Regions from separate parts of the Homo sapiens genome. Here region 1 is linked to region 2. The links are chromatin contacts, found by Hi-C or POLR2A ChIA-PET in ENCODE. All regions are on one chromosome and are shown on one strand. The core of a region is the stretch at or near the end of the contact, and the rest is flanking DNA. Distances in the headings are between cores, read along the strand shown.

Evidence for each region. Hi-C counts contacts between places; a loop is a spot of excess contacts on that map. ChIA-PET counts read pairs that join two places held with the same protein, here RNA polymerase II (POLR2A). Pooled maps may share reads with other maps.
Region 1: a loop to region 2 is called in a pooled map, with 8 times the contacts of the local background. The contact joins two enhancer-like sites. A Hi-C loop is called at or near these places in 2 of 168 maps with a recorded cell type or tissue (CD14-positive monocyte and HepG2), 12 of 37 single-sample maps with no recorded cell type and 10 of 50 pooled maps. POLR2A ChIA-PET finds 5 or more read pairs at or near these places in 7 of 52 experiments (GM12878, OCI-LY7, activated CD4-positive, alpha-beta T cell and 4 more).

Annotation. Positions count from the first base shown.
Region 1 is chr6:16,668,520-16,671,713 of GRCh38, forward strand. The region is part of intron 2 of ATXN1 (ataxin 1); the gene reads right to left. Among named protein-coding and RNA genes, the nearest start is that of ATXN1-AS1, 91 kb to the right of the region's middle. RefSeq lists a silencer at 2,177-2,256. Within about 2 kb of position 1,727, at least 19 of the 41 ENCODE cell types and tissues checked have a DNase peak (open chromatin) inside an H3K27ac peak, as active enhancers do; they include CD14-positive monocyte, where a contact is called at or near this core.
Region 2 is chr6:16,590,606-16,593,430 of GRCh38, forward strand. All of the region lies in intron 3 of ATXN1 (ataxin 1), which reads right to left. Among named protein-coding and RNA genes, the nearest start is that of ATXN1-AS1, 170 kb to the right of the region's middle. Within about 2 kb of position 1,391, at least 4 of the 41 ENCODE cell types and tissues checked have a DNase peak (open chromatin) inside an H3K27ac peak, as active enhancers do; they include CD14-positive monocyte, where a contact is called at or near this core.

The DNA.
Region 1 (3,194 bases), core at 477-2,976, 78 kb after region 2:
GAGTCTATAGAGTTCAGCCAAGGGTGCCCACTGAGAAGCTCCATGCTAGTTTATTTGTGACTTTCTCAGGGAAGAGAATTAGGTCTGTCCTACTGCAAACTGAAATAGAATAAAGTAGGATAGTATACTAACTCTTGGCAAAAAATTCTCAGCCATTCTTAATGACATCCATACCTCCAGTTCCATGCCCTGTTCAAGCATTTCGTATACCTCTGTTTTCAGTAGGAATGCCACAAACTGGTATGGAGCTTTTATTATTTTATTTTATTTTTTATTTTATTTTATTTTATTTACTTTATTTTATTTTGAGATAGGGGTCTATGTTGCCCAGTCTGGTCTTGAACTCCTGGCCTCAAGCAATCCTCCCACCTTGGCCTCCTGGGTAAGGATCTTTGTAATGAATATTATTATTTGGATGACAGACTGCAGGAAGCCCAGAATCCACCCCATTTTCTTGGCATCATAATTACTCTTTGAGAAATTGTGCTGTACACTTTGTATAAAATGAGAGCATGTAAATCAAGCAATAATAACAACAATCCTCCCATAGTATGTCAAACTCACGAGGCATTTCCTTCTCCTCCAAACCCTCCTTTCTCTCAGACAAACCAAGTAATTGAAGACATGTATTTTCAAGGAACATGGCTAAGAGCAGACTGTTTCTTTACCACATCAAACTTCTGTGCAGAAGTTAAGAAAGGAGAATCACTCTAATGCTTATTCCTAATGACTGTGATAGACTTTCTGCCTTGAATGGTGCATTTCCATTTGTAAGCTCCATTTATAGAATCACACAAGTTTTTGCCTTCCTCTGAAACCTAACACCCTGATCTTACCCTTTTTTGTATACATCACTCTTGGTGGAAATTTTCAACAACCACAAAGGTGGGGGAAAGGGCGTGGCGTACACTGACTCCTTAGTCATGTTTCCTGATGTTGCCATTTTAGTGTATTTTAAGTATTTACTTATGGCAACAATTATAGTTCACAAAGCACTGTTCTCTTTTTCCATCCGGCAGACCCCCTTGGTGTGCTCTACTACAAAAGGCAGTTTTCTGAATCACTGCTATTAATCAGTAAAGAATTGATGTCCCTATTTGGTGAATAGCAAACTGCTCCTATTGCTCTCTGAACTGAACTGAACAATCTTTTTTTTTTTTTTTTTTTTTTACTTTAAGTTCTGGGACAAATGTGCAGAACGTGCAGGTTTGTTACATAAGTATACATGTATCACGGTGGTTTGTTGTACCCTTCAACCCGTCATCTAGGTTTTAAGCCCCAAATGCATTAGGTATTTGTCCAAATGGAACTCAGCAGTCAGCAAAATATATTAAATTTGTCAGTTCTAGAATAACTCTTGTTGCCTACCTCCACATTCACATTGGTGATGTCTACTCCCTGTCCTCACTCCTGAGCACCTGTCACCTCAGACCACACCACTGAAGCTGACCACCCCATGACCCCCAACCAAGAAAGGGTAAGCCAACACAGAGAAGCCAGGGTGGGCGCTCAGAGAGACTCCTGGGTCTGGTCACTTCTGTGGGTCCACTAAGCCTGTTCCTGGTACCCCAATATCACTAAGTGGCCCAACTTAGAAATACTAGAATCAACTCCTCTGCCTTCCCCCTTATTCCACAGGTCAGCAGGGACCAAATCCTATCAATTCTATTTCCTGGTTATGCTACTTGAATCCTTCCCTTTCTGCCTCTCCAGCAAGTCTGGCTCTGCCGTCACTCACCCCTCGTGCCCTCTCACCCAGATGTCTGCCTGCTCTCATGGTTCTCCAATCACCTCTCCAGAATGCCACAAAAGCTGGCTCTAGAAAATACAGATCTGATCCTTGTACTCTCCAAACTGAAAACCATGGTGACTGCAGTATACTCTCCAAACTATCACTAAAGAGGAAGGGGGATGTGAAACATATACAGTACATTACTCTCTGCGATCTTCCTCTGTGCTATCAACAAGCAAGAAAAAAGAGATCTGGAGAAAACAGATGTGGAGGATACATGCAGAGGACCAAGAACCAAGATTTTATTCAGATTTCCTTCCGTTTTTACTTGGCTCATCTATATTTTGGGTCAGTTTTTTAGAACTCAATTTGACTTTTAATCATTAAAAATGATCCTAGAAGCATGTCCTGTGAGGCACTGCCAAGTCGCATTGATGCATTTCATTACTGCTTGAAAGGCCACATATTCAAAACACTACTAGAAGTCAGGCTAAAGAAAATAAAATGATTTTGGATATTTTTAAGCAGTTACTAAAACAGAAACAAATGTTATTTTTAATCTCTGGCTCACTGTAAACTGACAAGATATGAATATGAATTTTACCAAGTAATGTATAATAACTGCTTCTGCTCACCACAACCACATGCCAACAACTCAATTTTATATTTCATTTCGATGTTACATGTGGAACATATAATCTAGATTACAAACCATCCTCATTACAGTCCATTTACTCTAGCTAATTTTTGATAGCATGACATCATTAGCATAAAAAAGCTTAGTGAATAACTATTCTGAAATTTGCTTTTATAAAAGTCCTTGCAAAGTTTTACATTTCTAAACAAGTGAAAACCAATAGCTGAAAAATTGTAAGATGATGCCATAATTGTCCAAATGTTGCTCAGTTCACCAACAGGCTTACTGAGTAGGTTCTTTAGAAAGAAATTCTGCCAGGTAGTTTGTAATAAGAAGTATCTGCTATGGATCATGCCTTTACAAAGTTTACATTCCAGCAGGGAGGAAAGCATGTACACAATTGGCACTTTTCTTTTCTTTCTTTTTTTTTTTTTTTGCAGTAACGTAACAGAATAAGAGAAGTACAAAAGAGCTACAAAGTCTCAAAAGAGGAACCATTTTATGCAGGAGAGGGTATCAGGAAAGATTCTGGTAAGAAAGTGGGCCTCAGGAGCTAGGCAGATGGGAATTTTGAACTCTAAGTGTCTATTTCTGAAGTGAAACTAATCAATGTGTTTCTACAGTTAACATTTATTGAGCAACTACTATGTGTCACAAAGTTCATAAATGTTATCTCTAAGCTTCCAAACAAACATGGAATGACAGCCTGGTTACAAATGATTAAAAAGGGACTCACAGAGTCTATTAACATTCCCAAGAGTCATTAGTTCTTACTGAACATTAGTAAGCCAAAGGCATATTTATATCAACACAAGAGTTAATCAC
Region 2 (2,825 bases), core at 141-2,640:
TGAGGCTTTTCCTCAGAGATACTAGAGTTGTAGGGGAAGTATAAAAATACTAAATTCATAACATTCTTTTTTTTTTTTCTTTGAGACAAGTTCTCACTCTGTTTCCCAGGTTGGAGTGCAGTGGTGTGATGACAGCTCACTTCAGCCTCAACCTCTCGGGCTCAGGTGGTCCTCTCACCTCAGCCTCCTGGGTAGCTGGGACTACAGGCACACGCCACCATGCCTGGCTAATTTTTTAATTTTTTTTTTTTTTTGAAACATAGTTTCACTCCTGTTGCCCAGGCTGGAGTGCAATGGCGCAATCTCCACTCACCATAACCTCCGCCTTCCAGGTTCAAGCAATTATCCTGCCTCAGCCTCCTGAGTAGCTGGGATTACAGGCATGCACCACCACGTCCAGCTAATTTTGTATTTTTAGTAGAGATGGGGTTTCTCCATGTTGGCCAGGATGGTCTCGACCAGCATGTGGTCTCCCAAAGTGCTGTGATTACAGGCGTGAGCCACTGCGCCCAACTATTTTTTTAATTTTTTAGTAGAGACAGGGTCTTGCTATGTCGCCCAGGCTGGACTCAAACTACTGGTCTCCAGCAATCTTCCCACCTAGGCCTCCCAAAGAACTGGGACTACAGGTGTGAGCCACAGTGCCCAGCTGTAACCTATTCATTTACCATGAGACTATTAAACTCCTTTTAAATTGAATTATAATTCTATTCCATGGCCACAGCTATTGACCAGTTTACCCTAAGTATATGGTTCTTTGCAACATAATTAAAATGAGAAGGTAGAATAGACAAAACCAAAAAAGTCTTAATTTGATCATTTTTATTTAAATTTACTATTAATTTCATTACCATGATGCTTATGTTTGCGTCATAACATCTGATGGAATCTTAGTAATATAAGGCAAAATTCTTTGTTCATTATGCTGGTCCTTCAATCAGGGATGTCCTCATTCATTCAAGCATTGCTCTTCCTTTAAGATTCAGCTCGATGTCACTTCCTTTGTGACATGCTCCCATACATATTGTATTTTCCCTGCCGTGTAATGATCTGTCTCCCTTTCTAGACTATGAGCTCCTTAGGGGCCCCAGCGAGGTCTCTGTATTTTTCATAACAAACTGCACAATTCTTTGCACAGAATATACTCTCAGTAAACACTGGTTTGATGTGTGGGTGAATACACACACTTTGATACTCTTATGACTATGGTGAAAAGGCCACTAATTGTGATTTCAACTTAAAGGTTAAAGCCAAAAAAAATCCATTTTTTAGTGAAATGAAACTCTTAGCGTTTTCACTTCCAGATGCATCAGCATTACATAAAAGATGTTGAAACTATTTTAAAAAATAGTCATGCTGCGCATTTTCCTGTCTGAGAATTAGACTGAAAATACCAAATTCCCCAGGGGCCCCTGGGTGTTCTAAAGACAAATGTTCAGTTAGCTATTGATTCCATGCACTCATTTAATGGAAATCCGGAGTAAGACTCAACCTCCCCACCACCAGCCTGTCACTCATTATTCTGCTCAGCTGTTTCAGAATAAGCGACGACTCCCGGGAGAGCTCTGCCCCCCTCCCAGTACTGGCCAGCACTTCAGTGATGATGAATCCGAGCAGCAGAGAATTTCAGTACTCAAAGCAGCAGAACATCAGTCCCAACTTACATTTTCCACTTCCATTGTCATTCTTATTCCTATATGGGCTTATTTCTCACATATCCACCTTTGATTTTTCAAGATCGAACCTTTGAAAAGGTGAGGGCCTGGCTGCCTAACATATTACATCATCACGCATATGCCGGACTCCTGCCTCACTCAGAAGACCACGTGTTGCTCAGAAAAGAAAGGTGGGCACCAAAAGAACAGGTTTCTCATAATATCCTACCCAGGCCCACAGTTAGACGTATTAGTCACTGTTGGGACAATGAATATGGGTTTTCCAAGAGGTGATCAAGCCTTTACTTGATGGATTTTCTTTTCTCCACGCCCCAAGATTTTCTAGGCTTTTGGTAGGAAGCACTATACAGAAAGCACCCACGTCTCCTAGCTGATTCTGTGTCTGGAGTTGGTTCCTTCTGGTGGGTTCGTGGTCTCGCTGACTTCAAGAATGGAGCCGCTAACCTTTGCGGTGACTGTTACAGCTCTTAAAGATGGCACAGACCCAAAAGACTGAACAGCAGCAAGATTTATCATAAAGAGTGAAAGAACAAAGCTTCCACAGCTGGAAAAGAATCTGAGCAGGTTGCACTGGTGGCTGGTGCGGGTGGGGGTGGGGGGTTGGGGGGGGCAGCTTTTATTCCATTATTTTTCCCGTCCATGTCCTGTTTCTGTCCTATCAGAACGCCCTTTTCTCAATCCTCCCCATGATTGGTTACTTTTAGAACCCTGCTGATTGGTCCATTTTACAAAGTACTGATTGGTGCATTTTACAAATCTCTTGCTAGCTACAGAGCACTGACTGGTGCATTTTTACAGAGCACTGATTGGTGCATTTTACAAACCTCTTGCTAGCTACAGAGCACTGACTGCTGCATTTTATAATACCCTTGGAAGACAGAAAAGTTCTCCAAGTCCCCACTCGACCCAGGAAGTCCAGCTGGCTTCACCTCTCAATTCCACTCAGTAGTTACTGTCAGCCTCCCCCTAAAACCTCCACCACTCAAGGAGCGACACTGTCAGAAGCAGACCTTCTAATTACTCCTGTGTGATCTCAAGCCCCCTCCCTGGGGACTATGGAAAGAGAATGTTAGGAAATAGAGATGGAAAAAACAAGCCATAATTCTGACATGCTATCACTTTAAAAATATTTCTATCATGCAATGTTTG